2 separate regions of the Homo sapiens genome follow, and region 2 is linked to region 1. A link is a loop called in an ENCODE intact Hi-C map of the cell type or tissue named here. Cell type or tissue: MCF 10A. All regions are shown on one strand. Links, peaks and the distances in the headings refer to the core of each region. The heading gives the core; the rest is flanking DNA.

The links. Peaks named below come from ENCODE experiments on the same cell type or tissue, not always from the same donor. Only the 100,000 strongest peaks of a DNase experiment are listed, where the experiment ranks them.
Region 2: a loop joins it to region 1, with 13 times the contacts of the local background. A loop is called at or near these places in 8 of 110 quality-filtered maps.

What each region holds. Positions count from the first base shown.
Region 1 is chr2:217,879,040-217,895,177 of GRCh38, forward strand. TNS1 (tensin 1) reads right to left here. Exons shown (of 33, transcript NM_001387777.1): 9 at 15,967-16,017; 10 at 14,400-14,522; 11 at 13,909-13,973; 12 at 11,923-12,006; 13 at 7,495-7,607; 14 at 7,005-7,065; 15 at 6,705-6,780; 16 at 5,996-6,125; 17 at 3,307-3,372; 18 at 1,859-1,975. Among named protein-coding and RNA genes, the nearest start is that of MIR6809, 14 kb to the right of the region's middle. RefSeq lists an enhancer at 11,427-11,721. In MCF 10A, for the core only: a CTCF peak has its summit at 7,874 (motif pointing left); a DNase peak (open chromatin) is centred at 7,882.
Region 2 is chr2:218,027,557-218,043,694 of GRCh38, forward strand. It overlaps a transcript of TNS1 not described here and a transcript of RUFY4 not described here. Among named protein-coding and RNA genes, the nearest start is that of TNS1, 33 kb to the left of the region's middle. RefSeq lists enhancers at 4,093-4,649, 6,768-7,301, 7,302-7,834, 8,690-8,779, 14,076-14,335 and a silencer at 7,628-7,677. In MCF 10A, for the core only: a CTCF peak has its summit at 7,339 (motif pointing left); a DNase peak (open chromatin) is centred at 7,339.

The DNA.
Region 1 (16,138 bases), core at 3,012-11,011:
GAAGCTGGCCCTCTGCCGAGAGGGGGAGCCGCTCTCGGCTCTGCTGTCCCTGGGCTGCCTCCCACTCTGACCGTCTGCTCTTCTTCCTTCCCCCACAGCCAAATACATCCTAAGCCCCGTCTTTCCCACATCTCCTCCTCACCGTTAATTATTTTACCTTTTATTTGCCTGGCACTTTATAGTTTACTAAATGTTTTTACATTTATCATCGCATTGACCATGCACCAAGAAGAGATGGAGAGACAGTAAAAATTCTTTCCAATTGCCAAATGTTCTTGTTAAAAATGCAAACATCCCCAGCACAACGACCAATTAGGCTGGCAGCCACTGAAACCTCAGAACAAATTCGCTCCAGCCTCTGCTTTCTGCTTGGCCGCTCAGCGCCCGGGGATGGAGGAGTGCTTTTCACAAGCAGCCTGGGGGGTCGGAGGGGCCTGGTGGGGTGTCTTGGCCAATCTGAGGGTGCTGGGCCCCTGGGGGAGGAAAAGGGGTTGGGAACTGAGGCAGGTGTGAGGACAGGCCATCCACTTTTCAATGTTGCACGTAAAAAAATGTGCTCTCAGTGAGTCCCCAAATTCTAGTCCAACCACCCTCCCTCATCCCACTTCTCTCTGAAACCTTGTGCTCATTCTGGTGACCCCAAGGTCAGAGGAGAAATCTTTATTCAAGGAAAGGCCCAAAGATTTTCAGAGAGGAGTCATCAAATCCAAAACCTTGGGGAGGGAGACAGAAGACAGCGCCGTGTAGAGGAAAGAGGGCACAGGGAGGCCCCCAGGCCTACCTATCTCTAACCTAGCTCTGCCATGGGACCCAGGGGCCCCAGGATGGCACAGCCCCACCCAGGACTGGCTTCAGCTGGGAGGAGAAGCCAGACGCTGGGTGCTGGCATCCTTGAAAGGGCCATCCTGGGTCACGGGGGTAAATCAGGAGGTTCTGCCTCTGGGAAGGGTCTCAGTCACCCCAACTGAACACAGATGGGTGATGGGCTGGACCATCCTGAAGGTCCTCCCAGCTCCAACATTCTGCAGTCCTACGACCAACTCAAGAAAAGAAGCTTGTGGCCAAACCCCAGGCAGGGCATCTCAAGAGTTCCTGGGCTCTGGGCATGCTCACTTTCGGAGCCCGCCCCACGTCTCCTTACACATATGCAGATAGACCACATAAATAAATAGAATGCATGTAGAACTCTCAAGAGACGACCTGAGTTGCAGTGGACCATTTGACATAATGTTAGGTTTGTAGCTAAATTAAACATGTATTAATTTCAATTCTGCTGCTTTCTTTTCAAATTTCAGAGCCTATCAGTTTGTTCCCAGCTCTCAAACATTTTTGTTGGCTGTTGATGAAAGCTTGTAGGCCCTAGATCCTGTGCCTCTGTTCCTAGTACTCTGACCCCAGAGAACTCAGGCAGCAAGCCTGAAGAAACCCAACAGTGGGTTTAATACACATGTGACAAATGCTGTTTTTGCAGCACAGTGGGGGGTATCTCAAGCTCCACTCAAGGCCACATCCTCCAAGGAGCCTTCCCAGATCACTCCAGCTCTCAAAATCCCTCCCTGCCAATCCCAGAGAACTCACTGTCCACGGAACTTACTTGGCTGTAGCAACACACTTCCACGATAACCCCCTTGTGGCCATTTTGCTGCCTTCTTTGGCTCTGTCCTCACTTTTATTTAATACATTCATATATGTGCCTTATCTTCCCCCAGTTAACGGTGAGCTCTCGGAGGTACCTCACACTTCCCCTCTGCCTCCTCTCGAACCCAGATCTCTTGAAAGCAGGCCAAGAGAAGCAAGGTCATGTGAGCAGAGGCTGTGCAGTTTGGATAGGGGCTGGGAGCCACTAGGTCCCACCTACCCTCCATGCCGTCATCTCGATGCCCACTGAAGTTGTCGTAGGAGTCCCAGCGGATGAGGGGGTCGGAGGTGTTATAGTCCACAGACACGCTCGGCCCGTTCTCCAGGTGCTCCATGCCTAAGTGGGATGGGAAAGGCAGCGGCAGTCGGGGAGACAGTGCAGAGAGGGAAAAGAGATCAGCAGCTGGAAAAACAGAGAAAGCCCACAAGCTCCCCAAAAGAGGCTCCCTGAGGGACTTCTCATTTTCTTGAGCGTGGTGGGCGGGACCAGTGGCTTAAGCTGGACTGAGAACTGGGAGTCTAGTTTCTCACATTCTTGAAAAGGCTCATGCCGGGTCATAGGGGTAAATCAGGACAGGCACTGAAGAATGAAGACCCCCTGGAAGAAAGCGGGGAGGACCCCTGGCTGGGTACCTGCCTCTTTTTCTTCTGTGTCCCTGGGGCTCCTGAGGCAGTGCCAAGAGACTAGAAAGTCTGCCCCTGGGGTCAGACCCTGGGGGTGGGGGGCAGGCTGCTTATGAGCTACGTGGGATCAGGGACAGCAGGGAAATCACAGCCCCGACATTGAAAGGACATAAAGCCTCCAAAGGGTCATCCCAGGCATGGCCCTGCCCCCTCTTAAAACGCTCTCCGCTCCAGACAGAAACCTAGGGGGCACGGCAGAATCTCCCAGCCATCCACAGAAAACCCAGCTCAGCATTGGGACAAATACCTAATGCATGCAGAGCTTAAAAGTAGACGATGGGTTGACAGGTGCAGCAAACCACCATGGCACATATATGCCTATGTAACAAATCTGCACATTCAGCACGTGTATCCCAGAACTTAAGGTAAAATAAAAATAAATAAGTAAATTTTTAAAAACCTGGCTCAAAGACAGCATAGCTCCTAGTCAAGTCTGTCAGGGTGAGTTACCTTCCTGGCTTGGCAGTCCTTTCTTTAGTCTATCCAGAGTCCCTCTGCCCATAACCTAACTTCATCTCCTTTCATTCCATTCTCGAATAAGATGGTGAACAACTGGTCTCCACTTATAACCAGTATAGAGGCTTCAAGGTTATTATTAAACCAGCCTTCAGGTTGAATCACCTCAGTTCTCATAAATACACATCTTCTATCCAGCACCTTTGTGTGCCCCCTGCCCGCCAGCCACTCCCTCCATCTACCAAGGACCTCAGTCTCTGAATATAACAGGCTGATGACCTAATGGGACCAGAACAGTTTATCCAACCCAGTGCCTCTCTGTCTGCTTTTTTATTTTTATTATCCAGAGATTAAGTCACTGGTTCATGTTTAGCTAGGGGTCCACTCTGAAACCCAGATCCTTTACTGATGGCCTGCCTCTCAAAAATAACTTGATCACTGTGGAACAGACCAGGGGTGGAAGGGTGCTGGGGATAGGGTCAGGATAAAAGGAAGGAGTGAGAGAATGAATTCTAACTCGGCTTATACCTTGAATTTTCTCTGGCCCATAAGAAAATACAAACTCCACTTTGCCATACTCTGGAAATCGATCATCTGGAAAAAGAGAAGGAAAAATAAAAATAGGCAAAAAGTCCCAAAAAGGATTCCATAAAAAGTTTTCTTCTAGAAAAAATTAAAATACCATATATGTACATGGTTAATAATATAATAATAATCAATGTATATTTATACATATATACATGAAATTATATCTATACAATGAAATTAAATTTCCTGCCCACTCTAGCCCCTGTCCTACTTGCCTGAGGTAATGAGGTCACTGATTCTAACTATTTCTATTGCTTTTCTACTAGCAATTTACCTCTAAGACTCTAAATAATAGCCACTATTTTTATGCCACTATTTCTAGATCCCAATTTTATTTTATTTTATTTTATTTATTTTGAGATGGAGTCTCGCTCTGTCGCCCAGCCTGGAGTGCATATTTATATTTTTGAGACAGAATCTTGCTCTGTCACCCTAGATGGAGTACAGTGGTGCGATCACAGCTCACTGCAACCTCAATCTCCCAAGCCAAAGTGGTCCTCCTACCTCTGCCTCCAGAGTAACTGGGACTACAGGTGCAAGCCACCACGCCCGGCTCATTTTTGTATTTTTTATAGCGACGGAGTTTTGCTGTGTTGCTGAGGCTGGTCTCAAACTCCTGGGCTCAAGCAATCCACCGGCCTCAGCATCCCAAAGTGCTGGGTCTACAGGCGTGAGCCACCATACCCAGCCAGACATGAATTTTAAATAACCTCTATGGATTGACCACTATTAATATGAATAATTTGGTTCACTTATACTACTACCCCTACTTCCTGTCTTCTTAAATCTGATTAGATTATTGTTTTTATTTATGCTATTGATTATCTTTGAAACTTTAAATAAGATAGTTAAGCCTCTATTTCTTTTTCTCTTTTTAGAGACCAGGTCTCACTCTGTTGCCCAGGCCAAAGTGCAGCGGTGCAATCATAGCTCACTGCAGCCTTGAACTCCTGGGCTCAAGTGATCCTCCTGCCTCAGCCCCTGGAATAGCTGTGCTAACAGGCACATGCCACCATGCCCGGCTAATTTTTTTATTTTTTGTAGAGATGGGGTCTCACTATATTTACCAGGCTAGTCTTAAACTCCTGGCCTCAAGCAATCCTCCCGCCTTGGCCTCCCAAAGTGCTGGGATTACAGGCATGAGCCACCGTGCCTGGCCATGCCTCTATTTATTGATATGTCAATTTTCGATGGTATCTCCTGACTCCCACTACGTAAGAGGAGGAAATCTGTGACCCTTCCTTCTCTCAACTTCTGCCCAATCCCTTATTTATTTGATCAGCTATGCCTTTATTTTTCCTTGTTAAGACTGTTATCATTTACATTCTGTACTGTAATTATGATGGCATCTTCTGGCTCCAGTGCAAGGAGAGCTCATTAAAGAAACACCCTTCTACATGAGCCAGACCACACTAAGGAGATCTGGACCCTCCTCCAAGCCCCAGGTCCAGTCTTTCTCCGCCTGAGCCCACTCTGGACACAGATCACTGCCCACTGCATGTAGGAAAAGAAGTTACAGCAAGGATGGCATCTGCTCCATGGGACACCTATCATGCTTGTGCGTGTCTCCATCACTTCAGGCAACACTTCATAGTATCATGTTTGTGTGTCTCTCACTGAGGAAACTGTGAACTCCCTGAGGGTAGGGCCTGACTTCTTTCTGTTCATATCTATAGGGTCTAGCACATGCCCGACACATACAGACACACAAGTGATGCTTGGTGGGTGGGTGGGTGGGTGGGTGGATGGATGGATGGATGGATGGATGGATAGATGGATGGGTGGGCAGATGAATGAATATGTGGATGGATGGACAGATTAATGAAGGGATGGATTAATGGATGGATGAATGGGTGGGTGCATAGATGGATGGGTGGGTGGATGGATGGACAGATGGATGGACAGACGGATGGATGAATGGATGGATGGATGGATGGATGTGTGTAAGGATGGATTGGTGGATGGAGAGAGAGATGGGTAAATAAATGTGTATTTATATGTCCCAGGCATTAATGTGATATAGATAAAACTTCCAATGGATAAAAGAAAGAAGCAAAAGCAAACACCAAACCTTTCCCAACCACCTCTTCTCCTCTCAGAAAATGGTTCCCCCTTGCTGCTGCCACACCCCTCCACTACTGCTCTTCTGCCCTGCAGGGTAATTATCCCCTGCTAGTCTGCCTCCCAACTCAACAAGATTTTTGAGCTCCACCAAGGCAGAGACCATGCCATGTTTTACTTTGTATCCCCGGCACTTGGTACAGATCCTAGCCCAAAGCAGATGCCCAGTGAATGTTGAAAAAAAAAATGATTGTCAGTAGGACACATGTGACAAACTGGGAGGACAAGATGAAGGAGAGACAGGGAAAGTCATAGAAGGCTGCAAGATATAAAACAGCCCAAGGACTGGGAGGAGTTTATCTCCACTTCTACTAACAACTGGAATTCCCAGACCATCCAATCTCAACTCTCTCCCAAGTCTCTCTCAACTCTCTCCTACCATCACCCTGAGACTAGACAGACCACATGGTCCAGAAAAGATGGTCCCCATACCCACCATATCGTCTCAAACTGAGCTCCTCTCCCTGCCACAGGGGTGCCCACCCCCAGCTCCACTCAAGGAGCGCACCTTTGAAAGCATCATCAAGGTCCTCCTTCCCAAAGACAACCCCCAGGTCATGGATGGCACAGGTGTGGAACTGCACACGGAAGATGACGTCTCGGGCTGGGCTTCGGAACTTCTTGTGGTAGCACTTCAGCTGGGTGGGAAGACGGGCAGAACCAGTCAGGGGCCTGAGGCTGGGAGGTCAGGTCCCAGGGAGCCTCCTTATCAGCTCCGCTGACTGAGCCCCCAAGGCTCACCCCAAACCCGGTGAGGGAGAGCTCATCAACACCAAACAGGATCTCAGAGTTCTGTGGGGAAACTTCTAGAACAGCAGAGAATTGGAGGCCAGTCTTGGCCTCTGGGGACAAAAATGTCCTCCCAAGAAGTTTCTACATACAAGTCAGAGTGCAAAAAGTAAGATGGATTTAAATGGCAGCAGGAAGAACTGAAGCTAGAATTCAGAGAGTCCTTGTCACCAATAAGAAGCCAGGAGGTAACAGCTCACGCTGAGTGATATTTCCCTGGAGATGCTCCAGAACAACAGCTAAGCCCAGGGTGAGAGACACAGACTGTGTGAGACTGGAAGGTCTTCCAAGAGCCCTGAGAGCCTATGGTTCCAAGCCTGGCAGCCCAGGAGGAGTACCTGTCTTGTCCCAAGAGGCAGGAAAGGAGTAAGAAAAGAAGGGAGAGAAAATAAACAAGGATGGGGCTTGACACAGAGGACAGCACTCACCAAGATGTCTCCCTTCAAGAGCAGTCCTGGCTCGATGGTGATGCAGACGCTAGTCTGGCTGTCTCCTGGGATGTTGCTAAGGGAGAGAGGTGGGCAGAAAAAGAGTGGGCTGCTGGAGGGGAGATGAGGGAGGGGCATTTTCTCCCTGCTGCCCCTACGCCACAGGGTTAGTGGGAAACCTCTCTGACTCTGTCCTTTCAGCCCTCTTGAGAATATTCTCTCCTCTCCCCAACCTTCTGACCTGGTCCTTAGCCCTGGGCCTTGGGCTTCTCTGGCCTCTCACGCCCATGTAATACTTACTAGATGCCAGATGTGTACACAGGTTGCATGGCCTGGTAGATGCGGAGAAATGGCCGACATCCTGTAAAAGTGGGGTGGGTGTTAGCTAAGACAGCAGAAACTGGCAGGCAGGAGGGGCAGAGGAGACAGTGAAGGGAGAAAGAGAGAAAGGAAGGAAGAAATGGGGGAAGACGGGGTAGGAAGGGGAAGGAGGAAAAGAGGAAAGAGTAAAAGAGGAAGCAGAAAGGGGAAGAAATACCAACTTTTCACTTGTAAGGCAAATTAAATTAATAAAAACATTGCCCATCCAACATCATTGGCCAGCAGGCACTGCAAATAGATTGGTGCTTAGAAAAGTTTAGGAAGCAATACACTTGAGAGTCCAATGGAGGCCTTATGACTCTGCAGCTCTCGGGCTGTCTGTTACTACCCAAGGTTGCCTCTTAGAGAAGATGGAAGATGAAAGGGAGGAGTTGGCAAGGGTGGAGGTCAGAGGGCTCAAGGCAGGTACCTCCTTTAGACTCAAAGTTGGGGATGCCGTGCATGATCACGTGGTGCAGAAACAAGGGCTTGTTGTTCATTTTGATGGAGCCGGAGAGCAGGCCACTGAAGTAATGCACGTACCTGTAGTGGTGGGAGAAGCAGCTTCAGGGAGTGAGGTGGGTACTGGTGCAGTAATCCCTGTTCTCTCTTTTCCAAGAACATTGCCCTAGACCACTCACCTACTCTACCCTCTCCCCAACCAACATGGTCCCCCTCCCCAACCAGGCCTCCCTCCCAGACATGCTTGCCTGCTGCTGGGAGCCCTAGGTAGGAAGAGTGAGCAGGTATACCAGACCTAGAGCTGGGTCAAGTCAAGCATCCCACTTGGAGTTCGCCACCGCCCTCTGGTGGTCAACATGAATATCTCTTTCCTGCTTCACTCCCAGCCCGAGAATCTCCTGCTGGACCAAAATTTCCACCCCACATCCCTGACAGGCATCATTTAGCTGCACAAGGCAGGCCCAACCACCAAACAGCTCTGACGCCCTCACACCCCCACACAAAGCTCAAATCAAGCTTGCGCTCATACTCACAGCCCCAGTTCTGCCCACAGATCCAGTAGCCACAAGTGATAGTCTAGCAAATAGTGAGCAAGACTTTAATGAATGTAGTTCTTCACTTTCTCTACATCATACCAAAGTGCATTAAGTCCCTCTCTCTGTATCCTTGAGTTTACTTGGTATTCGAGGTAACTAGCTTCTAATAAGTATCTATCTCTAGGGTCAACTTCCCCCAATTTTTTTGTTTTGTTTTTGTTTTTGAGATGGAGTTTCACTCTTGTTGCCCAGGCTGGAGTGCAATGGCGCAATCTCGGCTCACCGCAACCTCTGCCTCCCGGGTTCAAGTGATTCTCCTGCCTCAGCCTCCTGAGTAGCTGGGATTACAGGCATGCGCCACCATGCCCGGCTAATTTTGTATTTTTAGTAGAGACAGGGTTTCTCCATGTTGGTCAGGCTGGTCTCAAACTCCCAACCTCAGGTGATCAGCCCGCCTCGGCCTCCCAAAGTGCTGGGATTACAGGTGTGAGCCACCGCACCCAGCCAACATCCCCTAGTTCTTTAACAAAGATCTGTTGGAAGAATGGAAGAACTAACCCACACCCTCTCCTTCTAGACAGAGAGGATAAATAAGGTCCAGGAGGGGTCACTGGACTCCAGAGACACACAGCAAGAACACACAAAGCTGGAAGTGGATGGGGAGAGCAGGAAAGAAGTCTGGGCTCCAACGCATCTGCCCAATAAACTAGAGATCGGTCATCTGCCCAATAGAGATCAGTCCTTCTGCGTCGATTGGTCGGCATTTTCCCTTTTCTGATTGGCCATGGAATGACAAGCTGAGTCAGCTAGACCAATCAGAATGTATTCTGAGGCTCTGCAGGAGCCAATAGTAGCTCTCTGAAGAGGGTGGAACTAGAGCCCACATGACCATGATAAGATCCCCTCCTGTCTCTTGGCTCCTTGGCCCACCTCCAAGCCTGTGGGCCTCTGTCCCTGGGTTTGGGTGGGGCCTCCTCGGACTACTCAAGTAAGATAATCTGATGGGCAGCACCCGATCCTATTCAGGCCCCTGCCCCATTACTCAAGCCGGAAACCTGGAATAGCGGTTCCTATCAGATCTCTGGATCGTGCCAACAGGATGTGTCTGTGTTCGAGGGACAATGAGTCCGGAGGCGGGTGACAATGAATGAGAGAGCTACAGGCAAAGCCCCTCCCTCTCTCTTTCCCTGCCCTCCTCTCCTCCATCTGCTCCATTCCCTGCAAGTGACACTGACAAGAAGGCAGGAGGGTGGCAATAAATGCATAGTAAACCCACAGTTGCACTTCCACATCTGGGCTCAGAGAGGTGACCCATCCACAAGCAGAGGCAGTGTCAGACAGGAGCCAGGCAGACACGCCCCAACTGCCTGCTATGCAAGCATATGTTGAACACGAGATGATATGGTTTGGCTGCATCCTCACCCAAATCTCATCTTGAGTTGTAGCTCCCATAATTCCCTCGTGTTGTGGGAGGGACCCAGTGAGAGATAATTGAATCATGGGAGTGGTTTCCCCCATTCTATTCTCGTGGTAGTGAATAATTCTCACAAGATCCGATGGTTTTGTAAGGGGAAACCCCTTTCCCTTGACCCTCTCTCTTCTCTTGTCTGTCACCATGTGAGATTTGCCTTTCACCTTCCGCCATGATTGTGAGACCTCCCCAGCCACGTGGAACTGTGAGTCCATTAAACCTCTTTCTTTTGTAAATTGCCCAGTCTTGGGTATGTCTTTATCAGCAGCATGAAAATGGACTAATACACCAGGGAATCCCTAAATAATCCTATTCCTGAGAGGTGACACTGATCCCTGGTCTTCAGGCCTTCACTACTCAGACTCAGAGATGTTACTCTCTACCCATTCTCTCCAAGCCACACTGTGCCATTGGAACAGCATGCTTCTCTCTTAGTATCCTTATCCTTCAAGGTCAAAGGCCACACCGTGATTACAGTCAGCAGACACACATGGCAAGCCAGAGGCTGACAAGGCAGTGCTTGACCAATCATTCTTTCTTCCCTGAGAAGACTCTCGTTGATCCACAGCTGCTGTCTCCAGGGCCCTAACCAGAATTTTCTGCACATAAAGACATCCCATTTCTGGTTGCTGACTCTGAGGCTGGCTATCAACTGTTTTGTGCAACTATAAGGTGCTGGGTTACCTGAGGACTCACTCACTTCTTGGGCTTCCAATTACAATGGCGGGAATAGCCCCCAGCTGGGACAGCACAGTTCTAGCCAGCCAAGCAAGGTGGGATGATGGGGCACGTGTTGGGACCCTCAGCATGATGAGGCTGGAGAGCTCCAGGACTCACAGCTCCAGGCCCTTGTTGGCCCAGTCAGTGTGCTCAGGGGCTAAAAAGGCAAATAGGATGCTTTGGCCTCCAGGCCCTTGTAGTCAGTGCTATTCCCTCATTCTGGATCCTTTATCCCGTGCGTTCACTTGGAGGCTTCCTTCTCCCCACCCAGATCTCATGTTACACGTCACCTTCTCAGAAGGCCCTTCCATTTGAATCAGCCCTCTTTCCAGCCCCATCACTCTCTAGCCATCATAGTTTGCCTTTTCTTTGCAGCTCTCATGACTATCTGAATTGTTTCCTTATATGTGTAACATCCACTAGAAGCTGAGCTCCATAAGCCCTTGCCTGGCGGATTCAGCACCATGTCACCAGTGTGCAGAATGGTGCTGACATCACGGCAGGTGGCAGGCCCACAACTCCCAGCAGCAAACAGAGCTGGGCCTGCGTCCCACCATCCAGGTCTCCAGTTTGGGCTTGGGTTTCCCACCATCCTGGCTGCAGCCTCCCCCAAAGACCTCCTGCCCCTGATGCTGCCTGTGCCTTCCTGTGCATGAGATGTCTTTGAGCAACATGTCACCCACGGAGCAGGATCCCTCAGGACAGTGGGTCACACAACCAGGAGGCACTGCCCTAGCCCAGGCATTACTAGGCCTTCACGTACTTTCCAGTTCTGCCACTACTCACTATAGACCATGGCCACGCCCCCTCCCTCGGCTCAGCTTCTAATCTGCAAAATGGGATGCCTAGATCATCACACGATAGCTCACCGTGATTCCAGTTTAGGCTCAAATTCACCCCCTCTAAGAGGTATTCCCTGACCATCCCTATTAAAAGAGCCCCGTTCCCCTATCAGTTCTCGTGTCTGCAGTGCCCTCTTTCCTTCCTAGCCTCATTGCTGTCTGACACTGTCTTGTTTGTATGGTTATTTGTTTCATGTCCATCTCTCTCATTAGGTATCAGCTCACCAAGGGAAAGGACTTTTTCCTGTTCACCCAGATATCTCAGTGCTTGGAGCCATAGTAGATGATTTAAATTTTGCTGAATGAATAAATCCATCCCTGCCCTGTTTCCTGCCTGGGCTATTGTGAGACTCCAATGAGACCATGTGGTTGAAAGCTCTCAGTAAAACTGTCTAAACTCTCCCAACAGAAGGTGACCCTTATCATGAGTGTCTGACCTCCCACAGCAGGGGGCAGTGATGCAGTCTCCCGTAGACTCATCCAAGCACTGAAGCAATCCTGCTTCCAGGGCCAAGAACAGCACATGCCTTCCTAGACCAGCGCCTTCTTATCCCCAGACTCATGCTTCCCCATGAAGGTTGCACTGCTCTCTAGCACAGGCCTCAGAGTCAAGTGCTGTGCCAATCTGCGGGCACACACCACAGGCTGGCTCCCGGGCTCTCCTGTGTGCCTGAGCTCACACCACTGCAGGCTGGCATCTGAAAACTTGCGCCTGGTACACCCCCACCTAGGCACAGCTATCCCATCCCTGTGAGTACACAAGTCTAGTCCCCACATAGAGTGAGTGCACACATACATGCAAGGGGCTGTGAGCCCCAGAGACCCACCTTCTTTGGGATGGCTGGCCAATGGGCACAATCTTATCCTCATAGAACCGCTTCATTGCAAACCGGTCCAGAGCCTGGTCCGCACTGCAGGGAGAGACAGGTGGTCAAAAGAGGCAACTCCTGCATCCAAGAGCCGCTTGTTTTCCCCACCCCTGCTCCCTCAGACCTGCAGAGCACTCTGGCCAAAGAGCACCTTTGTCCTGGAGGGAAGACAAGCCTCTTCCCCCTGCCATCCTGTGCCGAGAAGCTTTCAGGAAAAGAGTGTTTCAGCATCTCTCCAACTGTGCAGGGCCGCACTCAGCCCAGGCTTTAAAGTTCAGCAGCCTGGGAGCCCAGCTCAGGTCTACCACTTATGAGCCCCGTGTCCTGGTACAAGTTCCTGAATCTCTCTGAACTTCATTCTCCTCACCCATCAAATGAGGGTGATAATTGCCCCTTCCTCAAAGGTGACTATGGAGATGAAGTGAGGGAATATCCATAAAGAGCTTGGCACTCATGGCACACAGTAGGGGTACAGGAGTGCAGTAAAGGTGCAGCCTCATCTTTGCTTATCATTAAGCAAAGGTGAGACTGACTTGGGTTGCTCGAAGTCCTAAAACTACAGCCTCCTGGCAGGCCCTCCACAGAAGATTCTACCATCCTCACAGAGCACTCAGAGAAGTCACTTTGAAATGAAAAGATCACGAAGCTCCAGTGACTTCCCATCACTCTTAGAGCAAACCCCAAAGTCCTCAGTGAGGCCGCGAGGCCCCATGGCTCTGCCACCTCCCAGCTTCCCCTCCTCTTCCTCTTCCCTCACTTGCTCAGCTTCAAACACCTCAGCCCCTCGCATTCCCATCCTTCCTCTTCTCTCAGTGTGCAGGGCACATCCCACAGGCTTGATAAGGCTCAGCCCTTTCCATCCTGGTCACTCAGGTCTCTGTTCCAGTGTCACCTCATCAAGAGGCCTTCTCCAACCATGGACCTGCCTCGCCACTGCCCTTCTTGAGTCCCTTTACTCTTTCACGATAATTATCACCTGCTATTACTAATGTATTTGTTTATGTGTTTAATGCCCATGAGGGCAGTGGCCTGGCTTTGCCCTCTGCTGCATTCCCAGGACCTAGAACAGAGCCTGGCACATTGTCTGTTCAATATTTATTGTTTTTTTCTTTTTGAGACAGAGTCTCCCTGTCTCCCAGGCTGGAGTGCAGTGGCACCATCTTGGCTTACTGCAACCTCCCTGCCTCCCAGATTCAAGGGATTCTCCTGCCTCAGCCTCCTGAGTAGCTGGGATTACAGGCACCTGCCCCACCATGCCTGGCTAATTTTTGTATTTTTAGTAGAGACGGAGTTTCACCATGTTGGCCAGGCTGGTCTCGAACTTCTGACCTCAAGTGATCCACCTGCCTTGACCTCCCAAAGTGCTGGGATTACAGGCGTGAGCCACTGCGCCCAGCCATATTCCTTGTTGAGTGAATAACAAAACGAATGGGTGAATCCCTCTGCCTCTCTGCAGAGTGGGATTGGAAAGGGAGTCAGTGACTGGATGTTCTTTATTCTTGTTCCAAACACCTAGGTAGGAAGAGGGCCCTGTTGTCCAGAGGCAGAGGAATAGATGAGACAACTTCTAGACTGTTTTGCCAGACCCAGATCTGATCCGACATTTCTTTCTGACTCCCTTCCTGCTGGCCCAGGGAAAAAGAAGGCAGTTTGGCAAGGAAAAGTGGCTCCGAGGAGCTGGCCGCATGGGTTGCTCAGGACAGGGCCTGCCTCCCAAGGCTGCCCCACCAGAACCCCTGATAGAGAAGTGGACTCTCCTCCCTCCCGCCCTCTGTCCACAGGCTCCTGCCTCAGAGCCAGGGGCCCCTTCCCCCGTCCTCATCGCTTCTCATTCCCTCTGTGCGTATCCCCTCACTCCAGGGAGCAGAGAGGCTGTGGGTGGATGAGAGGAGGGGGGTCACACTGTCGATGTTCAGAGGATGGGAGGCTCCAGGCCCCTCTTACCTGGCAGAAATGTTGCTGTAGTGCATGTAAGCCGCGATGACAACTCCTATCCTGCCTCGGTTTCCCTGAAAGAGCCCCAAACACAAAATCATTTATTTCTAAGGCCAGCCTTGCTGCCCCAGAGCTTATCTAGAAGCCTTGGTGGAAAAGAGTCAGGGCTGGAGAGAGGGGTGTGGATTTAAGGGAGAACATAAGGAGGAAGGGGGCCTCAGGGGAGGGAGGCAGGTGGGGACTAAGTCTCAGAAAAAACACAGCTGATCATCCACTGCCGTGGACATAAGCTGATGTCCCCTACACTTCTTAGAAGTGCCGCCCAAGACAGAACCTATTATCCCCTAGAAAGAAAAATACACACAGACTTATATGCTCGCAAAATCCAAAGATATAGGCAGGTACACACAATCATCCAAGGACACATTCAGGCACACACACATGTGCGCATGTGCGCGCGCGCACACACACACACACACACACACACACACAGCTCTGACCTTGTTGTGTAGAACAACGACATTGTGAGGGTCTGCATTGAGCCATGTGTCCATGGCCTTACAGATGCTGCAGATCTTCTCCAGGGCTGGGGTGTGGAGGTCGGGCCAGCCAAATTCCAGTACCTGTGGCCCAAGCCATGAGTGAGAAGAGGGCAGAAGCCCTGCAGAGCCAAACAAGCCAGCGGGAGCCACCTACGCCACGTGCCAGTACCTGGGCAGTGGCCCGCAGCTGCTGGTTCCTGCCAGGACTTGGTTCCTCCCTGCCCACTGGCCAGCGAGGAGGCAGGGGAGTGAAGGGCAAAGGCCATGCATGACCCAGTACTGGGGACCCTGGTCCCGGGTCTTGGCCCTGGCACTGACTCACTGTGGGGCCTTAGGCCTCAGGTCCTCTTCCAGCCTCAATTTCCCCATATGTGTGTTAAAAAAACAAACAAAAAGAAAGGCTTGGAGCTGATGACCCCAAGGTCCCTACCATAGGACTGACCTCCAACATGCTGAGGGGCCCCAAGCACTGTCCTCAAGCTCTTCTCCTACGGACAGCCCTGAGGCCTGGCTCAGGCTGCGAGAGGAAAAAGCAAAAGGCTGCCTGATGTTCATGACTCTTTTCTAGGCCCTGGTCACACAAACCATCCACTTTCCAGGCCAGCCAAGAGCAGCCTTAAGGACACAAAGGGCAGACCTGAACAGCAGGCTTCGGGCCTCTCAAAATCTTTCTAGACTCACCAACTTTAAAGTAAAAGAGAACTCTGCAAGGACCCATAGAGCACACCTAATCCAGCCAGGCCACTTTCAGAGGGGCACACTGAGGCCCAGAGAAGTCCATCACCCACCCAGGATCACACAACAGCATGTACCAAACTCTCAGAGCTAGGAGCAGATGCCCATGGCAAAGCCCACACACAGCCCCCGAGCAAACAGAATAAAAAGCAGCAACAGGTCCAGACGCGCTGGCCCATGCCTGTAATCCCAGCACTTTGGGAGGCCAAGGTGGGCAGATCACTTGAGGCCAGGAGTTTGAAACCAGGCTGGCCAACACGGCGAAACCCCATCTCTACTAAAAATACAAAAATTAGCCAGGCATGGTAGCACGTGCCTGTAGTCCCAGCTACTCGGAAGGCTGAGGCAGGAGAATCACTTGAACCCAGGAAGTGGAGGTTGTAGTGAGCTGAGATCACGCCACTGCACTCCAGCCTGGGCGACAGAGGGGGACTGCATCTCAAAAAAACAAACAAACAAACAAAAAAACCGGCAGCTGGAAGGTCGAAAGCAGCGGCTCCCAACTGCTTTAAATCCAAAAACTAAACATCTCACAACTCCAGCCTCACCCAAGTGATTCTGTGTACTCCCCAGCAGGCAGACCTGGGTGGAAAGTCACTGCCCCAAGCTTTGCTTTCTGTAATTGGCATTGTGGAAATGATAAGTAGATCATTTTCCATTTTCCAGATATAAGTCGGCACTCTGACAAACTGTCACAGCATTTTCCCCAAGATTATTATGTGGGAACTCCAGAGAGGGAGTCCATCTGTTCTCCTTCTCCTCCCCTACCCCAAAACAGCCCCTGGCTCACCTTGGCATGGAGCTTCGTGATGTCAGGTCTCCGCTCAGAGAGGTTGAACAGCTAGAAGGAGCAAAAGGAAGAGAGCATGAGGAGGTGAGGGTGAGGAGGGCGGCGAGGAGAGAGAGAACCATGGCCTGCTGGTCCCAGAAAGGACCGTGGCATCATTGCCAACTTCCTCTGA
Region 2 (16,138 bases), core at 3,333-11,332, 150 kb after region 1:
AGAACAGGTCAGTCCCTGCTCTAGAAACAGGTGACAGCCCTCGGCACATTGTCTCAGGGTGATGTGTTGGACCCTCTGCCTCCCGCACTGACTTCCCAGAAGAGGTTGGGGTAGAGATGTCATGTGTATGCATGGGGCTTGGCAGAGGTGAGGGGACGGTGGGAGTGGAGGGTGGATAGGGAAAGAGAAGGTGGCAGATGAGTGGAGGAAGAGATGAGCAGAAAGGCAGAGGGGCTGAAAGGTGAGCAGACAGGTGAGGATTCAGAGGCTTCCCCAGTGCATAGCCAGCATCCACCCAGAGGCTCCAGGCCAGAGGCCCTGCAGACTGCAGGCTGGGCCAGAGGACTCTAAGGAATCAGGATACTCTCCAGGCCACACTGGACCCCTCTCAATTTCAGCCATGGCAGGAAGAGGTGGGTAAAGTAGGATTTGGTGGCAACGCTCAGAAGTTCCTGGGAAAGGATGCTGGTAGGAAGGCCCAGACAAGCTGGCCTGGAGGACACCGCTTTCCAGCATCCTGGTGACTGCCACCTCTGCCAGCCCCAGCTGGTCACCAGGCTCTAAAGTCTTTTCTCATGCTCTTCAAACCTCAAAAAGTCCTTCTGTCAGTTGACTTCACCTGACCCTGCACACATTCTTATCTGACTTCCAGCCATGCATGAGCTGGCCCCCACTGGCCTTACTCCACCCCCCATTCCCACACCTGCACCCTCCTGCTGGGTGCCCAGAGAAGCTCAGGCCCAGATGGGCCCAGGGGAGACCTCTATTTCCCAGACAGAACAGCTCCACCCCGTACAGCAGGCCACCCGGGCCTATCACCACCATCCTCTTGCACTTGCCCTATCTGCATTCTCTCTCCTGTCTGTGGGGTCTCTACCTGTCCACCTCTCACCATTCATCCAGCCATCCCTTGGGCAACCTTTATTGAGTATCCAGATGTCACAGGTTCTTTGCTAAGTGCCTGGGATACCAGGTTCACTAAAGCTTGGCACTGGCCTGAAAACCCTGGCTCATGGGCTTACTGGGGAGGCACACTTTAAACAGACAGCAGCAGAAGCACCCAGCACTCTCATATCTCAGGCCAGAAAAGGACCCTAGAGCTTGGGGTCTTCCATCCCCTATCCTTGGGGTAGATTTGCAGCTTCCTGCTCTGGGCTTTACAGCTACTCAGGCTGGGAGGCAGAAGGGCTGGCCAAAAGCACCAGGCTGGGGTCTTGGGGGTGGAGGTGAATTTAAAAATCAGAGCTGGGACAGTCAGCAAGGGGACCTGGCCCCTAAGCATAGCCTGGGTCCCCTTTCCTCCCCACTACTTGGCCTCTCTGAAGATGGCAGCCTATACTTCCCACTCACAGGCTGCGGCCCCTCTGGGGTCTGCCTTAGCTTGCCTGCCCTTGGCACCAGGCTCTGTCCCAGTGCCAGGAGCCCTGGGCAAGTTCATACATCAAACGAGGAGGCAGTGGCTGGCTTCTTTCCCTTCCGGAAATAGCAAACAAATAGAGGGTGCAGCCCTATCTTCAGCCTCACGCCCTCCTGCCCCTGCTAGGGACTCAGGCCTGCCCCCAGAGAGTGAGTAAGACTTAGAGAGGTGATCGGTGGACCCCCACCCACCCCACTCCAATGCAGGACTCCAGAGCTTCTTTCTCCTTTCCCTCCTGAGGCACAAGGCCGGGGGGCAAGTGAATTGAGAAGAATCATTACAAAGGGACATAAGAGGATGCTAGAGAATCTTCTCCCATCCCCAAGGCATCCCTCACCCCCATCAAGGTGCTGAAGTTCTCCCTTCATTGAATGATTCCTTTGATTCCGAGACACGTGGGTCTTCCAGAGACATCATCAAAATGGAGGGACACATATACCAAACAGAAATCTGGCTTCATGATCTTCAAAACACATGCATGAAAGTGTTCTTAGCAGTGCTACTCACAGTAGCCCAAAACTAGAAATGACTCGAACGCCTGTCAATAGCAGAATGGATAAATGGACAGCGTGTCTTCACACAGTGGGACGCTGTCCAGCAATGAGAAGGAACGCTCAAGACCACACCCAGGAATATAGATAAAGTTCACAACCATGATATTGAGCACAAAAGAATACATATGATGTGCTCCACTGATTACAAGTGCCATTCATTTATTAGACATTCTAGAACAAGTAACTCCCTGTGGTTAGAAGTCGGGATTGCGCACTGCCCTCCAAGGGGGATTAGTGACTGGAAGGGGCAGGAGGCACATTCTGAGAGCTGTCACTGTTCTGTTTCTAGACTCTGCATGCCAAGTATGTGAGTACGTGCGTGTGTTCAGTCAGTGGGAAGTTTGTACACTTTTCTGTGTTTAGGAAATATTTCAACACACTAATACAGACAAATGCCTTCACAGCCACCCTCTCTGTGAGATGAGAGGGGTTATTTTCAACTTCCTCCTGCTCCTCGTCCACATCCAAGCCATCTCCATGTCCAGTCCTTTCTCCCAAGTTAGTCATGGCCCCACTCAGCCCTCTCCCTGGCTGACCGTCTCTAACTCTGACCACCGGGCACCTCCCTGCCTGCCCTGCCTCCCAGGCACCTTGCTTTGACTCTCTCCCTCCCAATCCATATACACACAGCATGTGTGCTAGGGCTCCCGGGGAGCCAGGAGCAGCCAGGAAAGCCTTTGTCCACTTCTATAACAGGTCCCGGCTCTTCTCCATGCTGGGACCTTCAAGTCGGCTGCTCCAACCACCTGGAATGCTTCTTCCTCCCAGCTGCTCTTGCTTCAGCTCCTCATTCAGATGTCACTTCCTTCACCTTCCCGGTGCAATCCCTCTGGAATCCTCACCCATCACATCCTGAACTTAGCCTCCATAGCACTGTCTCCAGTCAGCTCAATGACTTGTTTGCAGTCTGTTCCATCTCTCCCACTGGATTGACAACCCCCTGAGGGCAAGGACCCGAGCTGTCTGCTTTCTGCCCTATCCCCAGCCCCAAGCTCCATGCCTGGCCTATAGCAGATGCTCAAAAATGCTTGAATCAGTGTTGAATAAATGAATGGCCAAGCGCATCTGGCTTACAGGCAGCCTCTGGGGAAAGCAAAAGTTGCATCTGGGGATGAAACCCTCACTTGTCTGGACCCAGGACTCCTGGGATGTGGTCCCAGCACTGAAACTCACTTCTAGTGTGACCTTGGGCAAGTCACACTGAGGACGCCCCCTCTGGTCTTCAGTGTGCTGTTTTGAAATACACGGGGTGGATAAATCAGGGCTATAGTGGGGCTTGAAGAAATATATGACATTGTGTATGTTTGCACAGTGGCTGTGTGTCTGTGTGTGTCAGTGTGTGTGTGAGACTGTGTGTAAGCGTGTGTGTATGCATGTATGCGTGAGCATGGGTATGAGTGTGTGAGCATAAGTATGAGTGTGTATGTGTGTGAGCATGTGTGTGAACTGTGTGTATGAGTGTATGTATGAGTGTGAGTGTGGGAGTGTATGTGTGTATGTGTGTGTATGTGAGTGAGCATGTGAGCATATGTGTGAGTGTATGTGTGTGTTTGTGAGTGTGTGAGCGTGTCTGTGTGTATGAGTGTGTGTGAGCATGTCTGTGTGTGTGTGTGTATGTGTTGTGTGAGCATGTCTATGAGTGTCTTGTGTGAGTGTGAATGTGTCTGTATGTGTGTGAGTGTGTCTGTGTGTATGAGTGTGAGTGTGTGAGCATGTCTGTGTGTGAGTGTATGAGTGTGTTGTGTGTGAGCGTGTATGAGTGTGTGAGTGTGTCTTTGTGTATGAGTGTGGGTGTGTGAGCATGTCTGTGTGTGAGTGTATGAGTGTGTGTTGTGTGTGAGCATGTCTGTGTGTGTATGAATGTCTTGTGTGAGTGTGTGAGTGCACCTGTGTGTATAAGTGTGTGTGTGCATGTGTGTATGAGCATGTCTGTGTGTGTGAGTGTATGAGTGTGTGTTGTGTGTGAGCAAGTCTGTGTGTATGAGTGTGTCTTGTGTGAGTGTGTGTGTGCCTGTGTGTATGAGTGTATGTGTGTGTCTGTGTGTGTGTGCACCTTCTCCCTAGCAAGAGCACCCATAGGTTACATCAGATTCTCAAAGGGATCTGTGTCCTCAAAAGGCTCAGAAGCACTAAGATCCTTTTCAGCTCTGGGGTCTCTGATTCTACATAACAAGAAAGAGAGGAAGAGGAGGTCATCCAACCCATGGGGGAGGGAGTCAGACCAGATCCTAGAACTTCCAAAAGGGTTGCAGGCCCCACAACAGGAATGCAGGGGAGGCTGCAGGACCAGGCCCCAGGAGAACGTCTAACCTCAGTAGTTCTCCGGGCTGAAAGAAGCAGAGCCCAGAAGAGCTGACTGCAGAAACGGAAGAGGCAACAGCAGCCAGGAGTCTCCTCCCCACTGCTCCCGCCCCATCCACAAGCACCCACTTGTCCTGGGATACAGCAGAGAGCAAGGAGGCACGACTGGCACCCGGAGATGCCCGCCAGGCCCCTTGGCACCCAGAAGGCTTGGCTGGAGGACTCAGGAGGGTGCCAAGCCCCAACCTCTTGCTCCTGAGGCTGACATGTGGGACCATAGGAGGGCTCAGGGTGTAGGGCAGTTGTGGGACCTAGAGAGGCCACCTGGGAGGGGCAGGGCCCACAGCTGCAGGCACTGACAACCCAGAGCTGGACTTGGAGGCTTAAGAGCCAAGGCATGCACCCTCTCAAAGCCAAGGGGAGGAGCAGGAGCCAAATGCTGGCCAGGGGAGAAAGAGGAGTGGGCAATGGGGCCTGGGGGACAAGGCAGTCCAGGAGAAGGAGGAGGACAGCCTGCTTGTGGAGGAGGAGGCAGCATGACAGGGGAAGGGGGCGATGTGGCCTGGGTAGGAGAGGGCTGTGCTGAGGGGACAGGAGAATAGCGAGGCTGGGTGTGGACACAGGCAGCAGGAGCTCAGGCTGTGGTCAAAGAGAGATGCTGGGCCTACGGCAGGGCCTGGGGCAGGAATGGGGGGTGTGTCTGCAGCAGGACTGGCAGTGGGTGCGCCCTGGCAGGCAGCCCAGATGTCTGGGTAGCCACTGACTCTTGGCTTTTGAGGGGATCAGCACCCAGGAGATGTTTATCTGCCCCAAGAACGAGGGTATCACCCCTCCTCTAGTGAGGCCCCAGGTGATGGGTGCAGGCTGCTCTTCCCTAAACCCCTGAAGGGGGGAGCCCCGAGCAGCAGCAACCCTCACTGGAGCCAGAGTCAGGGCACAGCAGCTGGGATGGAGCTTGATCCCCACAGACAGAGGAGGGAGGGAGTCACAGGCGAGCTCCAGGCTCTCTCCAGAGGCCGCTTAGAAACCAGCTCATCTGATGCAGACACTCGTCCCCATCCCTCTCCCTGCCACTGTCACACACCGGCACACACACCCTCCCCTCTTTCTCCCCTTGATCATCCACCTCCAGAGCCCCGGCTCCTCCCTCCATCACAGCCCCACTCCCTGTCCCTGTCCCTGCCCACCTTTACCTGGCCCAACAGGCACCTGCCCCATGTCAAAGCTGGCTGTGTGGGAGGTGGGGAGGCAGGGACACAGGGTGAAGAAAGAAGACCCACCAACAGCGAGTCCTGAGGTCACAGGGACCTAGAGAGGAGTTACCCATCCCTGGTGACCCCAAACACCTCCTCCTACTCTCCCAGGAAGAAACCAGCACCACACCTATCCCAGGCCTGATGGTTCCCTGGCAGACTCCTCCAGAGCAGACACCTGCCTCCCAGCTCAGACCTGTCCCCACTGCCAGGTCAGCTCCCCACTTGCTAGTCTCTGAGACTTACCCAGCACAGAGAAGGCAGGGGTGAGAGGCCAGCCTGTCCCCACCATCCTGGGGAAGTCCTTGCTCCAGTGGGGCCCCCACCCTCCTAACTCCAGAGTCCTCCTAAATGAAGGGACACTGCCAGAGCTGCCCCTTGGTCCAGCTCGAGGAAGATTAACTCTTTCCCTACCTTGCCCCAGCACTCCAGGCCTGCCCCTCCTGGGTGACTCCTAAACCAACCTCACCCAACCTATTTGCCCTTCTAGGGGTCAGGTCCTATATCACCCTCCTCCCAAGGGCACAAGAGACCCAGGGGAGCCCTCTACCCAACTGGAGGCCCCTTCACCCGGTCGTGGTCCTTCCTCCCCCTTGGTCCACCTGCCTTGCCGCACTTCCCAAGCAGACTAGCACCGTCCTGGGCTGGCTACTTAACCTGTGTCAGGTGCCCTGGGCTCTGCCAACCGCCAGCTCCCGACTCGGGGCGTCGTCCCTCACCCATTCCCGCAGCCCCTACCTGAAGCGGTAGCTGCCTTCTCTCTGCACAGGCCAAACCCCCGGACTCCCAGCACTCAGCCCGCGCCGAGACCCAGGGACTCCCCGGGGGCTGGGGACCGCAGAGTGGTCCGGGCCGCAGCTCTTCGCAGCACACCAGGCTCACAGTGCAGCCCATCCGGCCTGGCGCCCCGGCGGGCAGGGGCGGAGACGCGGGAGCCCCAGAAGCCGGCCCGCCCCCAGCCCTTGCGACAGCTCAGCCCAGAGCGCCTGCGACATTGGCAGGCGAGCAGCAACGACCCCAGCCTGGCCCCGACAGAGTCCCTGCCTTTATGTCCAGCAGCGACAGGAGCCCCCACTGTGGGGCCTGATAAGGGTCTGCAATACAGGTCCCGAACACAGCCAGTGAGGAAGCCCACCTCAGGGAGGGGAGAAGGGAGGGCGGCAGTGGTGGAGTCCTTGGGACAGGGACTTCAGACAGTCTGACTTGGGGGGCAAGGTGAGAAACACACCAAGAACGTGACAGAGGGACAGGGAGAAGATAAAGGCAGACAATGAGGAAGAGGCAGAGATGAGGGACAGAGATGGGGGAAGCAGCCTCCGCATGGGGGATATAGGTGCAGGACGGAGCCGAGGATAGAAACCCTCGGGCATCCGTTGTGCTGGTTTTTAGATGCGGTTCCTGGGGTTTGTGAAAACAGCCGTCCTCCCAGGCCCCTGCTCCACTTCCCTAATACTAGCCCCTGGAGCAGCCGAGCCTGGAGAAACGAGGACCCGGCATGGAAAGACCCCAGGCTCAAGGAGGCAGAGCACAGCCAGGGTGGGGGACCCCAGCCCACCGGGGAAACCCGCCCGGCCCATTGCTGCGCACAGGATCTCACTGGTGGTCTCACATCCATCCTTTTGGGAATGGGATCAGGCCTGGGGGGTCGGCACTGATGACCAGCACTCAGGGGGACCGCCTCAGCTGACTGAGGTGGAGACAGGAAGGAGGAGCGTGGTGGGGCCCTCGACCTCCCCTCCCCACTCTGGAGCGCTGCCTCACAGCCCAACCAAGCGACACGGAAGAGACAACCACAGGAATAGCAGCTGCGGAGCTCCATGGCCTCCCTGTGCCCCCTGGTGGCGAGAAGGAAGAAAAGCAAGAGCAGGTGCTGAAAACGAAAAGGAAACTAGCAGCAGTCCCAGCTACCACAATGGATCAGCCCCCATTTGGCCAACAGGTGACTCTACCCCAGGTGGGCCTGAGAGGACCCATCCCCCATCTCACCATTCTGCCCCAGCGCCCTGGATCCTGCCTCTACCACTTCTTCCCTGCGCAGTCACTAGGGACGGACTCTGGCAGCAGAGCCGCGCTGTCGTGCCCCAGCCAGCCAGGCTCTCCTGGGTGAGTAGCAGGGAGACCCCTGGAACTTACGGGGATAGAAGGAGTGTGATGCCAGGAGCCAGGGGAGGAAAATGCCTGGCAGAGACGAGGGAGAGGAGGAGACACATGGAGCCGTTCATGGATTTCACACAGGATCTGGGCTGGAAGGGGCTGCCGAGACCATCAGTCCAATCTTTGGTCTACAGGTGGGGAAACTGAGGCTCAAGGAAGGTGAGTGATTTGCCCGAGATCACACAGTGAGTGTGTAGCCAGGCCAGGATGGAGACCCAGGTCTCTGGGCTCCTGACCCCGTCCTCCCTGAATCCCATGCCCCAGCCACCTCCCTCATTTACCTCCGTTTCCCTCTCCCCTTCCCTCCACTGTGTCCCACTGCTGTACCACTGCCACGCCACCCCAAACTCCAGCAGCCACAGCCCGGGAGGCAGGACACCTGGGTTTTCCGCTCCATGCCTGGTCTTGACTCTAGGATCTCAGAATAAGGCCACCTGCTCTCAGGGCCACAGTGTCCCCGTCTGGGCCCCAGGATCCATTGGGAGGAGAAGAGGATGAGATCCCCCAGGAGAGAGGCAGTATTAAAACCAGGCACCCTGCTCCCCCCACACACGCAGCATCTGCTCAGCTCCAGCCTTGGGGCCGCGCTTTACTTCTGCAACCTCTCCTCAAAGAACACACATTTCCATTCAGCTGGGGCCCAGGAAAAGATGAGTGGGTGTCTCGAGGAGGATGAGTACCCGGGTGAGGCTGGGGGCCCTCCATGGGGAACATGGGGACACTCCCAGCCTAGTGTCCACATGGCATGAACCCTCACGGGGCTGCTCACACCAAGTCAGGGCCCAGAACACAGGCCCTGTGGGCACACACACCTGAGTTCAAATCCTGGGAACCTCTGTGATGCTGGATAAAAGACTTACCCTCTCTGTGCCCCAGGTTCCCCTCTAGCCTCCCAGGGTTATGTGGGGATTGAATGGGACAAAGATATTAAACAATTAGCACAGTGTCGTCGCCCAGGGACTGCTCAATCGGTGGAGGCCACACCATCATCTTCACACCCTGGCCTACAAAATAGAGCTGGGATTTTCCCTTGCTGTGTGGCCAGATATAAGTCTTTCCCTCTCTGGACTTTACACAAAGGAGGCTCTGCATCCTCCTTTGTGTAAGGAGAGAGTTGGGCAGTGAGACTCAGGGTTCTTCCTGGGCTCACAGTCCAAGTCACAAGGAATCACATTATCTAGCATCCTACGACTGGGTTAAATTAAAACAGGGGGTGAGAACGAGTGAGTCTAGAAGTCTAACTCTATAAAAGGGACCACAGTTCCAATTTGAACCAACAGTTGAGTTAAGGATGCTGCTAAAGTCAGCCACTGGGTGGCCTAACGGATCTCTTAGATGACGTAAAACTTTGGGTTTGATGTGACAGAACCAACACTCCCTCAAGTTACCCACAGAAGCTACTGGCTGTGAAATCCTAATTACAGCATAATGCTGCCAAGTGAAAGGGGTAGACATAAGCAAGGAGAAATTAAGAGAGGTAAGAGATTCACCACGATGAGGAGTCTTCTTCAGTGTTTTGGGGAAAGCTGTCCACAGCGTGAAGTCATCAACTTCTCACTCTGGTTTGCAGTTTAAATATCTCTGGTTATGGCATCAGGTATTTTGGTGAAACTCTGTGTGGCACGCACATCAGGCATGAAGGTTTTCCCTTGAAATGTACACTAAGTTGCCCAGCTCCAGCTTATAAGGCTTCAGGAACAGAGCAGTTCTTGTTCTTTGTAATTCCATGGGAGAAAATTGGATTGGAGGAATCTAGAAGGAATCAAGATCCAGTCCAGTCTACAGGTAGATAATAAACTGAGGCTGGGTGCAGTGGCTCAAGCCTGTAATCCCAGCACTTTGGGAGGCTGAGGCGGGCGGATCACTTGAGGTCAGGAGTTCGAGACCAGCCTGACCAACATAGTGAAACCCCATCTCTACTAAAAATACAAAAAATTAGCCGGGCGTGGTGGCAGGCGCCTGTAACCTCAGCTACTTGGGAGGCTGAGGCAGAAGAATCCCTTGAACCCAGGAGGCGGAGGTTGCAGTGAGTGGAGATAGCACCACTGCACTCCAGCCTGGGCAATAGTGCAAAACTCAGTCTCAAAAAAAAAAAAGATAATAAACTGAAAAACAATGAGCAGGGCTACAATCTAATAACAGGCACACTATAATTTTTCTTCCGAAACATAATTTTTCTCTCTACATTCACTCTCATTTCTACCAAAGATAATCAAAGTAAGACTAATTTGTTTGCAAAATAAGTTTAGCCTCATCAAACACAGCCTGACTAATTAAATAAATGCAGCAAACATAGCAATTGACCACAGAGGTTTTCTTTTAAAGCTTGCTTTGTTGGAACTTTTGATAGGAAATCTCAAATTGGATTTTTTAAAACCTCTTGAGGCTAGAAAGCCAAACCAAGGCAGACTTCAGACTTCACCAGCAATACCTATAGATTCCTTCTCTGGACATTTTCAAATATGACATCCCAGTCAATGCCCTAGTAATATACCCAATACTGTCAATATATCCTGTTATAAAGAGAACCGATTCCTATAGAACAGAAGCAAATCACTATATTACCATACCAACAAGAATACTCACAAATAGTTTCTGAATTCTGGAAGGATCCTATGTGGAGAAAAAGTAAGTGTTTCCACTTTTGTTCACAAAAGTACATTTGGCCAAATTTCTGTAATCTATAGATAGTTTAAAAGAAAAAAACAGTTTCCTAAACTATGGCAAACAAAATATTTAAAGAACCAGCAAAGTTTCAAATAAAAATTCATAAAAAACATTATCCTCCTCAGTTCATTTAACCTCATGTAATTACTTTGTTCTTCTTGATCTTGGTTAAGTTTCATGATAGCGTCAGTCTCTTCCTTAGAGTTATGGAAATTCTTACCCAGTCCAATGGTATGATCTTAAAGTTATCAAAAACCTTTCCATGAAAGTTATCAGAGTCCTTTCCATGAATCTCCTTGAACACATAACACCTTAGAATTACAGCTGCTTGAATAAAAAAAAAAGTTTTCAGAAAAACACCAGAAAAAAAAGCAATTATTTGTGGACAATATGTCTTGAAATGGCCATAGTTAAACATCTTATTTGTGTTTATTATGATGATGCAACTAAGAAGGAAATTTGGGCATCAGAGACATAGACAGAGCTGAGTTTGCTTTTGCAAAGTGCTCCATCAGTAAAAATGCACAGTTTTGGGTGATTCATGGTGAATCTGTTTTCATTTTAATCATTACATATTCATTTTAAATTAAATTAACAAAAGTGAATTGATTTAAAGAATATTACACTTCAGCAGACATGGCCAAAATGTGAAAGGTGGTTTAGAGATGATGGAAGTTTGGAAGACCCCAAATTAGATGATCATGTTATCAGTGAAGAGTGCCCTCAGCGGCTAGTAACAAAAATCTGACTCCCAGTGGCTTAAAAACATAGCGGGTGAGGGGTTTTTGGTGGTATTATTTTACACATAACATTTGCTAATGTTGGTTGGGGGCTCAGTAACTTCCAAGGCTGACTACCCTCTTTCCGATTCATTTGCCCTTTTCCTCATGGCCCCATGATGGTTGCTGCAGCTCTAGCAGTCACAAGCAAAAGGAAAGAAAAGGGAGAGAGGGTGCCAAGCAGTGTCTTTCTTTCTCTTTGGTAGGAAAAGCGAGGGCTTTCCCAGAGCTTGCAGCAGTCTTCTCCTTGACCTTCATTAGCAAAAATCATATCCTTGGCCACCACTAGGTGTAAAGAAGTCTGGGAGAGTGGGCAATCGGTTGCATAACTGGTTTAGACCATCCTCATCCAATGGAGGTTCTATCGGTGAGTAAGGAAGGGGCATCACAGCAAGATAAACCAACATCGGTAAAAGCAAACTGAGAGTGGCTACTGTCTCTTTAAACTTCCTGTCACTATTTATACATGAAAAGAGAACCCAGCAGGAGAGTATGATCTACCTTTAAAAATAGGCTTGCCAGTGGCAGAATTGTAGGCATCTGTGGCATGATAAATTTGACATTTGTGGTAGGGCAAGATTTACACTACCATTAGAGGATGGTTGGGAAGGAACAATGGCAGGCAGACCAGGTGGGCTGTGTGTTCGGGCATACCTGTGGTATGAGTGTGTGACCAAAAGCAATAGACAATGAATTGTGGTGGTGACACATGGTCCATGAATCACAGTAGAAATGTCTCCCATTATTTATTTCCACAACCGTTGATTGAGCACTTACTATAGTCCCTGAAAGAGAACACAAAGATGAATGGAAGAGGATTCTTGCTCACAGGCTGGGGGAGGGTGGACTTGTAAACACATCACTGCAGTATAGTAGGGTTCATGTTATAATGGAGAATTGATGAAGGTGCCAGAAGACTCAAGCCAGGGAACAGACATTAGCTGCTGGGGGAAGCTAAGGCAGGTTCCCAGAGAAGCCGTTCTCCATTACTGAGATGGGGGGAGCAGTGACCTTGACCCCAGCTCTTCCATTCATGGACTGCCCCAGCTCTATGGTCTCTCTGCTAACCATCCAGACTCTGGGAGTGGCCTATGCCCCCAGCCTCAGAGCCATTTAAATCAACTGGTCATTGGCACTGGTTGTGCAAAAGAGTAGCTAGCAGCAAAGGAGCGTTCATTTTCCCATCAAATCCCCACCAGACTACCTCAAAGCAGCCTGAAAAGTAAGTAAAGATTGTGTGCCTGTTGTCCAAACGCAGCTCAAGTGCAGTCTTCCACCTCCTTCCCACTGGATTGCCCCCAATTTGCTCCTAGAGAGGACTCCTTCTGAAGTCTCTGCTGTAAAGTCAAATCCTTCCCCCTTTATTCTTATCAGACAGTTGCAAGCTTTCACAGGTGATCTACCAGGGAATTTAGGAATAAACAAATGGAAATAAATTCAAGAAAAGGAAAAGAATAAAAGTGATCATCCATAGAGTGGAAAATTCAGATAATGGATCCTCAACCCCAGCTTCACACCTGGGACCCCCGCTTGGTCATATGGACCCTGGCAGTCTCTAATCACAAGTCTGTGATCCCTTGACTTAACTGTTCTTCTCCAGATGTAGACATGGTTGGGACTCAGAAGGGAGGTGTCGTCTGACTTGGTTTCCCTATTTCACCTTACTCATCAAGTGCCCTCTAACTGTTAAGTCACTCTGATCTCTGAGCTGTGGCTCCTACGGTTGGACACACCTGGCTGGGGCCTCAGGAAGGAAGCCACCTTTGCTTGCTAGGATTTTCTTTGGGGTAGGACAGCTTGGCTTGACTTTATTTTAGAAAACGTGTTCATTTCTGTGGGACCTGAGGATTTCTGATAAACTGGTTGCCCTCCTCCTGCCTTATGACCATGTACTAAACTCTGACTTCATACCTGGAGGCAGGTGAAGAGGAGGCCACAGCCTCTTCCTCCCCTCTTTTTATACCTTGCCCTTTTGTGGGAAGAGGCTGACAGTTTTCCAATTTGATGTTTATTGCTTTGCCCTAAGATTTTGTCTTTGGTGAAAATGCAAATACTGGTAGGGACGGAACATACTAAAATGTGTGTATCTGAGTGGACTTATCATAGATCCTCAGGTCTGGCAGCAAATAAAAGGTGGACGACTCTGTCCCTCGATTTGCAGATGAGAAGACTGAAATCTATAGGGGTACGAGACCCCACTCAAGGTCACGAGACTTATTAATGGTAGAATCAGGATAGAATGAGAACTAGATGCTGGATGTCCTTACTAGATGCTGGATGTCCTTACAACCAATCTGAATAGCTTTCCAAAGTCTTTCAGATGGTTCTCTAGAGATGGTTCTCTAGAGAACCATCTGAAAGGACGTTTACACTTCCTTTCTTTGTACAAGTTTTGTTTTCCCTGGAATTGATGATAGGATGTTCCATGTACTTATCATGACATCAGTCCCAATGTCTCCCTCAATACATTCACATTCATTGGATAATCTATTAATTTTTCTTTCTCAAAGACCTCTTTCTTGGAGCTCCTCATTGTCTTCTTCCAACCTGGACAGTGACTCTCCATGCCTACTCTTCCCCAAATTGCTTTGGCTATATTTCTAGATAAATTTTAGACACTGCTTATCAATTTCTGTATAATGTCTAACTAGGATTTGGATTTGGATTGTATAGAATCTGTAGATCAAGTTGGAGAAAATTGACATCTTAACAGTATTGCGTCTCCCAGTCCATGAGCATAGTATCTTTCTCCATATATTTAGGTCTGAGACATAATAAAATTTTAAAGAGTTTATTTGAGCAAACAACAGCTCATGAACTGGGCAGTTCCAAACCAGAAGCAGTTCAGGAGCTCCACTGAGGGAATGCAAGAGAGAGGCTTTTATAGGTTGGACACAGAAGTACAGCCAAAAAAAAAAAAAATGATTGGTTACAATTATACAGCTGCTTTATTTGGTCTATCCTGTTGGGAAGTCCCTATTATATAAGTTTGTTGGCTACTTCTGAATGATTGAGGTAAGTTTTGTTTTTCTTTAATATAGGCATTTACAAGAAATAGCTTAAGTTTCACTTATGTTTTCAAATCAAGCAAGCTTGAGGTAATTTGTAAGTCCTGCCTGGTTTTGTCTTCTCAGGGATTCCTGAGGCCTGATCTCAATTTTAATTTACTTTAACAATTTTCCCTTTTTGGTCATCCTTTCAGCAAGCTAAGAGTATGAGCAAGCAGTATAGCGTTATTCTCAGTTACTGCTACTGATGTAGTCACTGGAACAAAGAGTCCTGTAGATGCCATCATCATTAACAGCTACCCTGGGATGTAAAATCACATAGTCAGCACTATCCAAAATTGCATAGTCTTTGTAGGCTTGAGTAGTTGGGCTGTTGACTTATCCAAATTGTCTAATCCTTGATGGCAATCATTTGATGAGTGAGTGGCTGGTGGGAACCACCACATGAGAGACTACAACACACTTGGGATATAAAGGCAACGACAATCAGGAGAATAATATCCAAGGGCTGAAAAATTCCCTGGAGCAAAGTTTCCAGAATTTCATCAACTAAATAAATCAATAAAGGAGGTAGTGCCTGATTAAAAAGAAAACTTGTATTAGTTTCTTAAGATCTTTAATTTTGGGGCAACTATTTCTGATTTGTTAACATAGAAACACCATTTCTTACCAATATGAGCCTAAGTTTTTCTTGTTAAGTTACAAGCTTGAAGAGAACTCAGGGTATGTATCTATGAAAACAAAAGAAAAACAGAAGTTAATATTTCGAGCAAAGTATGGTCTTAGTTTTTTAGTCCAGAGGCTAGTTAGTTGAGATTTCTAGATTTGAGTTTAAAGCATCTTCAGAAGATGAAATGAGGATGGCAGCTGCAGTCTGATGGATTTACCTCATTTGTAGCTTGAATGTCTCTGGTTATGTTGTTGGGTGTTCTGGTAAACTCTCCAAGTGATCCCCATAGCAGCAAGCATGAAAGTTGTTCATACATGATCTGTTGTAGTGATTTTTCTGAAGTTAAATCATCCAGCTTCAGCTTGAAGGGCTCGGGAAAGGGGCAGTTTTAATTTTTAGTGAAACCAGGAAAAATCAAGACTCAATCCAGTTTATAGGGAGATAAAACTTCAAAAAAAAATGAACAGGACCAGAATTTGATAATGAGTGTGTTACAGTTTTCTACTGAAATACAATCTTTATTATAGTCACTCCTATTTTTACCAAAAATAATCACAATTATTTTGTTTCTACAAAATAAATCTAGTTTTGTGATTGGAGTGTTGCTTTTCTGGCTGGAAACCTCTGTGGCCAGTGGTGCCTTTGCCCAAGTTTTGGTCTTGCACCCAGGGAGAATGAGGTAGGCAGACAAGTGGAGGGTGAGCAAGATGAAGAGAAGGTTTATTGCATGTTAGAACAGCTCGGAGGAGACCTGCAGTAGGGTAGCTCCTCTCTGTAGGCAGGTTGTCTCATTGAGTCTTCAGCTCTCAGCAGAGAGGAGGCCCTGGAATGGGTGGCTCCTCTCTGTAGGCAAGTCATCCCAGTGAGTGTTCAGCTCTCAGGAGAGAGGGTAGGTCTTCTCTGCAGCTGGTCATTTGGTCATCTTCCACTCTCAGCAGTCAGGAGGCCCTGAAGAGGATAGCTCCTCTCTGCAGCTGGTCATCCAGTAGTCTGCAGCTCTCAACAGAAAGGAGGCCCTGGAGAAGGTAGCTCCTTTCTGCAGCTGTTCATCCCAACATCTGTTCTGCTCTCAGCAGAGAGGGTAGCTCTTCTCTGTAGCTGGTCATCCCAACATCTGTTCAGCTCTCAGCAGAGAGAGTAGGTCCTCTCTGCAGCTGGTCAACCCAACTTCTGCAGTTCTCAGCACAGATGAGGCCCCAGAGAGGGTAGCTCCTTTCTGCAACTGGTCATCCCCACATCTGCTCTTCTCTGGCTGAGTCTGGGGTATGCATTGTCTTCAGATGGGGGAAGTGCATGCTGATTGGTCCATCAGCAGCCACAGGTGGGCACAAGAAA